Linked DNA regions of Homo sapiens: all the other regions are linked to region 1. The links are chromatin contacts, found by Hi-C or POLR2A ChIA-PET in ENCODE. All regions are on one chromosome and are shown on one strand. The core of a region is the stretch at or near the end of the contact, and the rest is flanking DNA. Distances in the headings are between cores, read along the strand shown. Region 1 has its middle 140 kb from the start of LINC01170. Region 2 has its middle 160 kb from the start of ZNF608. Region 3 overlaps LINC01170 (long intergenic non-protein coding RNA 1170).

Region 1 (2,897 bases), core at 131-2,630:
TCAAGAAAGTCCCATCACGGTATATTTCCAACTCATTTTAGTCACAGAATTCTTTCTTCAAACAAAAACTTTAGAGAAAGTCCAATACAGAGACCTAAGTGCATAGACTCTAAAGAAATCATTAAGGCTGACTGGTCTTCTCACTGGCTGTGTTGGCTGGTTCAAGAGGTGCAGGATCTTTAGCTACTTCTGTTTGATCTGGGCCTGTTCCAGGGCTGGTTCCATATGGCAAGCTTATTTTGAGGAAATACACCAACCATATGATTTCACTGGGAAACTAGAGCCCCCATATTGTATTTCAAGATCTGCAGTACTACTGCTGAGAAAACATGCATTATGAAAGAAAACAGGATTTGGCGCCATTGTTTATATAAGTGATGCTTAGTAAAATCCATGTTAGAGGAATACCAATGTCATGGGCCATGTACAAATTTTTTGATGTTTTCCCTTCTGTGTATTTCATGGTCTTGCTTTTTGTTCCATTAAAAAAAGTCTAGGGCATATGAAAATGCTTAAGTAACCACACATTGCGGCCCGTGATGGCTTGGTTTTGATGAATGATGTGGGATTGCGCAGCTCATTGCAAAGTAATGCTTTTAACTTAAATCAAATCAGTTTTAAGTGAATATGTTTTGCACATTTATGCTCCAGAGTTTGAAAAAACTTTCTTCCTAGAAAACAGCACTTCTTCAGACACTCCCACCAGTGGGGGGTTGTGGGGGTCGCCTCTCTGGCTCAGTTAAGGAGAGTGTTTACTTGCTTTGTCTTCAAACTGCTACAAGTTTAGGGCCCACAGGGCTGCTGTCTTCTTAATGAAGCGGTTAATGATGTGTGAATTATAGATCCTGACAACCCCTTTAATAAAAACAACAGGACTGCATCCACAGTATAGTGTGGCTGCTAAGTAATGACAGACTGTCTGCTTAACATAATGCAGTGTCTTTAAGTAAAGCGCCATTCTTGCATGGCGGCATTGAAAATTCCTGGTCAGTGCAGAGAAGAACAAGTGTCCTGAAGAACACGTTGATGCACAGGACACTTCTCTTCCATTCAACTGGGGCTTGGAGTGCAGGAGCCAGAGAGGTTTTAGAGACATAGCAGAATCACGAACAAGCAGCTGTTTAATACTCTTTGCTTTGTCGCCTTTGCTTTCCTGTGAGGTGCCCCTGATAGCAAAGGGCTGTATGATGGATGTTTTAATAGTCTAAAAGTTGCCCTCTTCTCCCCCTCCTCCCCACTGGAGCACAGGAATGCTGGCTTTCCAGTTGATTTCAAAGAACTAATTGTCTGCTCTGAATACCTACTGATGCTTGGATAGGATAATATGCGCGCCTGGACTTAGCCAGACAAGCCGTGCAGAGGCCCAGCTGTGGAGCCAGGCACATTCTGGTTGCTGACCTGGACAGTCAGAATGCATGAAAGCCTGGCTTGTGAGGAGCTGAAACACAAACCCAAACCTAAACAAAGCCTTTTCTCTATTTAATTTGGTGGCCACTTTTAAGAAAAAGTGAATTCACTTTCAATCCCTCTATAGGCACTGAATGTGGATTCACAGGCCAAAGTCCAATCTCTTTATCATTATCCCTGGGATGAGAAAATCCAAGTCTGCCTTGTTTAGGCAGGGGTAGTTTTCCTTTAAACAGTTCAAGGAACTGTTTGTCTAACCCTCACCATTTGAGGTGACAGATAGCAAAGCAAAGCAAAGAGAATGGCATGCATTCACAAGCGCACACAAACCTTTCCGTTTGTTCCCAGAGCTCAGAGACCAGCCCAGCAACGAAATCACTGCACTGCTGAAAGGGCATTGCCATGCAAATGAGGCCCGGGGCACCCTGCTTGGCTTCAGAAAAGCCCTGCCTGCCCCGCTGGGAAAGGCTGCCTGATGGGACAGGGGCTCGCTATGCCTTCTTCTGAGGTTCTCTCAAGCTGGAAAAGCACCTCAAGGGGAAGGGCCAGGATGAGCCCAGGTGAAGCTGAGCTTTGGGGAAGGGGAGGGGAGGAGATTGAGTATCAGGCAAGTCATTGCAGTTAAAGGGTGACCAACTGTCCTGAAGACTGAGGGGAGATTTGGGATCCAGGATTTCTCAAACTGGGACAAGTTGGTCACCCTAGTTAAGAATGATTTGCTACCCCTAACTTTCTCAGCTAGAAGGCAAACAGGAATCATTGTCCATTGTGGAAACGATAAAATCCACCGTGAATCTTGTTAAAAGCTGGACATGGTTGCTCACGCCTGTAATCCCAGCCCTTTGGGAGGCCGAGGCAGAAGGATCACTTAAGGCCAGGAGTTCGAGACCAGACTGGGCAACATAGCAAGACCCTGTCTCTACAAAAATTTTAAGATTAGCTGGGTGTGGTGGTACACATCTGTAGTCCCAGTTACTCGGGAGATTGAGGTGGGAGGATTGCTTGAGCCCAGGAGGTCAAGGCTGCAGTGAGCTGTGTTTGTGCCATTGCACTCCAGCATGGATGACAAAGTAAGACCCTGTCTCAAAAAAAAAAAAAAAAGAAAAAAAAAAAAGCCGGGTGTGGGTGGCTCATGCCTGTAATCCTAATCCTAGCACTTTGGGAGGCTGAGGTGGGTGGATCACCTGAGGTCAGGAGTTCAAGACCAGCCTGGCCAACAGGACGAAACCCCATCTCTACTAAAAAATGCAAAAATTAGCCAGGTGTGGTGGCACACACCTGTAATCCCAGCTAACTGGGAGGCTGAGGCAGGAGAATTGCTTGAACCCAGGAGGTGGAGGTTGCAGTGAGCCGAGATCGAGTCACTGCACTTGAGCCTGGGCAACAGAGCAAGACCCTGTCTCCAAAAAGAAAAAAAAGAATCTCTTTATAATCTGCTATTTCTTTGTCCTCCTTCATTGATTTCCAGATCTTAAACACATCTACTGTAA
Region 2 (2,897 bases), core at 239-2,738, 330 kb before region 1:
TGAAAACACTGTGACTAAAAGCTGGCTTCCAGCAGCCTATAAATGATATTTCCGTAGAAAATGGGGGAGGAGGAGTGGAGGAAATGTCAACAGTTCATATTTTAGTTTTATATTTGGGAAGAGCTCTTTCTCCAAATGTCTCTGTTAAAAATAATTTCTAGCAAAAGAGATTTGAGAAAGCAAGATATCACATTTTTTCCTTTTATAAACTTAGCCTAATTGTCTTATTTTTATTTTTAAATGCAAAAATAAAACACCAAACCTTAAAAGAAATACCATTATCTGAAATTTTAACAATTAAATATACAAAATCTGTCACAGTTTAAAAGAAATAATTGCTTACTTCCTGCTTGCAAGTGTTTCTTTCCTAAAATAATATACACAAGGAGAGAATCAGCTACAATAGGAAAGAGGAATAATATATATGTAATGGTATAATGACCTTCCAATTAGCAAGAACAGTATTCCCAAAGCAATGAAGAATCTGGGCATTAAATTAAAATCATTATTATACAGAATTTGCACGGCTTGAATGGTCAGATTGCAAATCTTATTTACAAGTGGAAACAGGCCAAAAATGTTATGGACCTCTATATACACGAAATTTCCAGTATTACAAAAGTAATCCATCAGAAAGTAACAATCAGGCCGGGAGCGGTGGCTCGCGCCTGTAATCCCAGCACTTTAGGAGGCCGAGATGGGCGGATCGTGAGGTCAGGATATCGAGACCATCCTGGCTAACACAGTGAAACCCCATCTCTACTAAAAATACAAAAAAAAATTAGCCAGGCGTGGTGGCGGGCGCCTGTAGTCCCAGCTACTCAGGAGGCTGAAGCAGGAGAATGGCGTGAACCCGGGAGGCAGAGCTTGCAGTGAGCCGAGATCACGCTACTGCACTCCAACCTGGGCGACAGAGCGAGACTCCGTCTCAAAAAAAAAAGAGTAAGTAACAATCAAAAAGAATGCCTACAAGTTGCCCGACTCTTCTGGAAACATCCTGGTGGGCTTGTAACTAACTGATCATGTCATAAGGAAATCACCCTTTCTTACAGGCATTTTACTTTGTCACCTTTATCATCCAAGTCACAACTCTGTGCAATATTGGTCTATCGTTCTGTGCCAGCACACAAGCTGGTTTATTTTTTTATTTATTTATTTTCATTTATTTTCACGACAGGGTCTCCCTCTGTTGCCCAGGCTGGAGTGCAGCGGCGTGTTCACACCTCACTGTAGCCTCCCACGCTCAAGAGATTCTCCCACCTCAGCCTTCCTAGTACCTGGGACTACAGGTGCCCGCCGCCAAGCCTGGCTAATTTTTGTATTTTTTAATACAGACGGGTTTCACCGTGTTGCTCAGGCTGGTCTCGAACTCCTGAGCTCAGGGATCTGCCCGCCTAGGCCTCCCCAAGTGCTGGGATTACAGACATGAGCCACTGAGCCTGGCCAACAGGCCAGTTTAAATGACTGAGTCACAAATGTTACTACACAGTTGCAATTTGGGAAAATTATTAAATTGGGCAACTTCATGGTAGAGATCCCAGGTATTCTATCCCAACCCCAGCAGTAACTTTCCGTAAAAACCAGCACAGGTTTCAGCAGACAGAACTTTGGCCAGCTCTGTATTTTGCCTCTGCCTAAAAATACTACCATTAAAGCATTTTCACATTTGTGCCACTGTGCATGTTTTGGCTTCAGGTGCCTACTTTGCCCTGTTGGTCCAGTGCTAGCCCTGAGGCTTAGGTTTCTGGCAAATCTATTGCACCAGAAGAGAACAGTCTGAAAATAGAAACATGGACTGTTTTGTCGCCATTGAATGGAAAGGCTAATAATAGCATTGCTTCATTGTTTGGCACTGACTCAAGGCTACCACAGCCAAGGAGCAGCGCGCCCTGCTGCAGTAACCAAATCATAAAGTTTCTCCAGGGAATGGTGCAGCTTTTCAGAACATGTTTTATATTCTGGGATTGCTCAGGAAGGAACTAGTTCAGAAGCCGTTTTGACATAAGTGTGGTTTGTTTCCAATTTAAAGGGAGGGGGAGGGGCTGGAGAGCCAAGCCAGGAGGTCAGTTGCAGAAGGGATGCAAAAATGTCGTTAAGGAGTTCCTGACAGGTGGTGATAGGGCTGTGGCAGTGCAGCCCGAGGCCTGGCAGGGAGTTTGTCCCTGTCAGGTTCTCAGTGTGCTCTCAGGGCTGCCTTCACACTCCTATTATGTTTATTTCTGTTGAACTTAAAGAGTGACCTTTTCAAAACTGCAGTGCATTGTTGACCCACATGCATTTTTGAGACCTAATTTTCCTGAATGCCTTCCTTGTTCCTGCATAAGAGAACTTTGTTAGAGAAAATGGGAAGAGGCTGAGGATAAAGAACACTGGAATGGAAATCTTTCAGGCATTGAATTCTGCCTGCTATTAATAATTTAGAAGTGTTTTTAATGCCCTGATATGGAAGGAAGGTTTTTTGACACCAAAGGCATCTAAATATTAATTTCAGAGGAATTGGTTGTTACAAGCAGTTAACATCCATTTTGTTAGTTGACCTCCCAAGGAAGGTTAATGCACTAAAATCTGGTCATTAAGTATAGTAACAAATGTTTTTTCAGGGAGGTTATTACTATCATAAACTCTAATCCATGGTTCACAGGCAGCAGCCTCTAGTGCAGTGCTCTGACTAATGAAGAATTAACTATTTCTGAGCAGTTAATAAAGATTTTTTTCCTCACCAATCAACATACTCTACATGATCCTTATAATTACTAAAAGCATTAAGCCCCTGGTATGAGTGCCCACATGTCAGACGGGAATTCTACTCTGAGTAAATGACAAATGGCAAACCTAATCCCATTTCACTTAATTTTTTCTAACATGTTCACTGAAATAAGAAATAATGGAATTCCTAA
Region 3 (2,897 bases), core at 296-2,795, 320 kb after region 1:
CAGCCATTCCAAAATAAGTTACAGAAGTGTATTTTGGGGTCGAATATTTTGATTTTCTTCATGGTGATGGTGGTGGTTATTATCAGCAACAGGTTAGCATCTTCATAAGCTCCAAGAAAATCTACTCCAACTGATAGCAGTTAAGTGGTGGCTCCCGCTTGGGCCTTAACTACAATTTTAGAATTGATCCCACTCAACACCCTGTTGTGTTTCATATCTATCCATGTGGAAACAGAGACATAACATAGCTTGGTTCATGTGGGTTATTTTTTCCTGCATATATATATATATATATATATATATATATATATATATATTCCTGCATATATATATATATTTCCTGCATATATATATATATATATATCTATATATATCTTGTCTCCTTACCCTTATTGTAAATTCCTTGAAGATGGCACTCCAAAGAACCTAGTATTGTGCTTGCCCATAGAAAGAAAGAAAGTGCTTTGCTCTTTTGCTTATTTGGGAAGTAGTATCTCCTGTTAATTACTCAGGCTTAGGCTGCATTTTTCACCTGCTGAGATCACCATAGAATTCTGCCTTCATACTCAGGAATATTTAAAACACAATAACTCCTTGAAAAAGGGAAGGAATCATTAGTCACACGGAATTTGCTTACAAGTAATTCCAACTTGCCCAATAAACTAGACTTTTTTTTTTTTTCATAAAGACCATTTGAAGAAATGGCAGCTCTGTTGAACCCACAGCTTCATTTTTTTCTTTTTTAAATCCCACTGTCTAGTCTCCCCGTTTCTTTTACAAGCAGACACTGCCTGGAAGCTACAATTGCTGCGCAATGGTAACAAGGGGTCCTCCACAGGCCACAGAATCTCCAATCAAGAACAGGTGCAGTCACACCCCCTTTGCAAACAAAGATATTTTGTTTGAATGGGCACAACATGGAAGAATGGGATGTATTAATAGCTAAATAGTGTCTTTATTAACAGTAGAACAGCTGGCAGTTCTATATGACAGTGCTCATTCCAATCCATTTTATCCAATTGCAGAACTATAAGCACGCTCCACCAGGGAACTAAGGGGACCACACGCAAGCAATCAGCCATTCAACAGCACTCTAATTGCTGCACAGTTGGAAGTGTGTTCTCCTCAGCCACTGTTATTCTTTTAGGCGGAATTGTTGGTGCACTCGCCTATCTAGAATCAAGTGCTGCTAATACAGATAAGCTGCTTGAAGAAACTTCCTTTGTTTCACAAGGCCTTGTGAGCCGTCCTCCAGGGGGTTGCTCCTTGGTCTTGGTTGATCATAAATCCCTGGTGCTGGGTGCCAGAAGGGAGCAGATGCAGGGAGTCTCAGCATCTCTGTCATCTCCTAGCAAAGTGGTTACCCTAAAGAGGGAAAAATAAACTCCCAACTCATAAAGATCCTGTTAGACCCTGCTTGAGAACCTTTCTTCAGGGCATCCTACTGAGCTGAAGAATAGATTGAGTGAGTCAGTGCAGATGTATAAATGCCTGTGACTGTAGTCCAAGTCCCTGAGCAGTGGGGAAGCTATACTGGGAGGAATCCATGTCAGGGTATAATCAGGTTACACAGGTAAGAGCCAGGAAAGGAGGGAAGGAATTGGAAAGTAAGTAAAAGCATGACTGAGGAAGCAAATTAAAAACAAAACCTGAAATATCTAAGCAGACAAAAAAAATCATTTCTTTAGTGTATTTATCAAAGAAGGACCTGGCTAAACATTATAAAAATTATTTTCAATGTCAAATAAGGGAGGCTAGGTTACTTTCTTATTCTTTTAGACTACTATTTAATTTTCTTTGTGTGTTTGTTTTATTTGCAGTTTATCCAGTTTAAGAAAATACTGTTTGCAGAGCATTGCGTCTCTGCATTTTTACAGGGTAATTCCTGTTTGGTGAGTTTTCAAAGGATCCTTTAGGGAGAATATTAAAAGGCTCTTGGCTATATTTAGCCCAGACAAATATAGGCAGATATGAAATTATAAAATCTTCCTGATATGCAGGGCTTTCTTTGTTCTGTCTGATCATGTGGGGATTAAATAACTCAGAGGAATAAGAGTTATTGTTTAGGATTTGCCAATCAGGCTGCTGATCCATCCATGGCTCACCCATTGTTGGGACTTCTTGTTTTGTCCTTGTTAGCATGTAGCTCCAGGTAATAAAATTATAGGTTACTCTCATTTTTCTACCCCCTTTTTGTTAAATTGCCCCCAAATGGCTTTCAGACAATATTTTGTTTCCATCCCTACTGATGGCACTTTCTGAATAAAGAAGCACATCTTTGGCTGTGGCAATGGATTCAGATGAAATGGAAATCATTGTTGAAAATAAAATAGACCCTAGAGAGCTCAGGACAGTGAAAATCACCCGTTCACAAAGAAAGTCGCTAAAGCTTTAATAAAAGGCAACAAAGACACAGGAGGCCAAGCAACAGACTCCAAAAGGAGGCAAAAGGTCATGTCTTTTATACGAACTCTTTCATGTTTCTTCCACGATGGGTTAAGTTTTCAGAGCAGCATAAATTCTCCATAAGAATCCTTAAATTCTCAGCCCTCCTGCCAAGAAAGTGAAGACGAATATGCATCTGTTTGGAAATCTCCCAAATGCATGTGCAAAATGGGCCAAGCAGCTTTCATTGCCAAATATTCGGAGGAGCCCTGTCACAGCCTCATGCAGAGGACTTCAGTATTAGGGCGAAGGCACCTGCAGACAATGCCGGGAAGAGAGGAGGGGGAAAGGAGGATATTTCTGGTAACAGAATGCCAGGGTCTGGTTAGAGTAGAATAAACAAATGAACAGATTCCTCCCTATTCAATGTGGATATTTAAAGAGACATCCCCGAGTGCATCTATTTTAAAAATTAACATTATCCACATGCAGTACTTTGTTAATCGCTCCTC

What was found. Hi-C counts contacts between places; a loop is a spot of excess contacts on that map. ChIA-PET counts read pairs that join two places held with the same protein, here RNA polymerase II (POLR2A). Pooled maps may share reads with other maps.
Region 2: a loop to region 1 is called in a map of breast epithelium, with 13 times the contacts of the local background. The contact joins two enhancer-like sites. A Hi-C loop is called at or near these places in 4 of 168 maps with a recorded cell type or tissue (Caco-2, HepG2, breast epithelium and 1 more), 5 of 37 single-sample maps with no recorded cell type and 8 of 50 pooled maps. POLR2A ChIA-PET finds 5 or more read pairs at or near these places in 1 of 52 experiments (H1).
Region 3: a map of dorsolateral prefrontal cortex shows a loop between it and region 1 (2.7-fold over the local background). The contact joins two enhancer-like sites. A Hi-C loop is called at or near these places in 1 of 168 maps with a recorded cell type or tissue (dorsolateral prefrontal cortex). POLR2A ChIA-PET finds 5 or more read pairs at or near these places in 1 of 52 experiments (MCF 10A).

The regions. Positions count from the first base shown.
Region 1 is chr5:124,580,099-124,582,995 of GRCh38, reverse strand. No RefSeq gene overlaps it. Among named protein-coding and RNA genes, the nearest start is that of LINC01170, 140 kb to the right of the region's middle. Within about 2 kb of position 1,380, at least 4 of the 41 ENCODE cell types and tissues checked have a DNase peak (open chromatin) inside an H3K27ac peak, as active enhancers do; they include dorsolateral prefrontal cortex, where a contact is called at or near this core.
Region 2 is chr5:124,905,787-124,908,683 of GRCh38, reverse strand. No RefSeq gene overlaps it. Among named protein-coding and RNA genes, the nearest start is that of ZNF608, 160 kb to the right of the region's middle. RefSeq lists an enhancer at 1,593-2,377. Within about 2 kb of position 1,488, at least 18 of the 41 ENCODE cell types and tissues checked have a DNase peak (open chromatin) inside an H3K27ac peak, as active enhancers do.
Region 3 is chr5:124,262,384-124,265,280 of GRCh38, reverse strand. All of the region lies in intron 4 of LINC01170 (long intergenic non-protein coding RNA 1170), which reads left to right. Among named protein-coding and RNA genes, the nearest start is that of LINC01170, 170 kb to the left of the region's middle. RefSeq lists an enhancer at 728-1,668. Within about 2 kb of position 1,545, at least 3 of the 41 ENCODE cell types and tissues checked have a DNase peak (open chromatin) inside an H3K27ac peak, as active enhancers do; they include dorsolateral prefrontal cortex, where a contact is called at or near this core.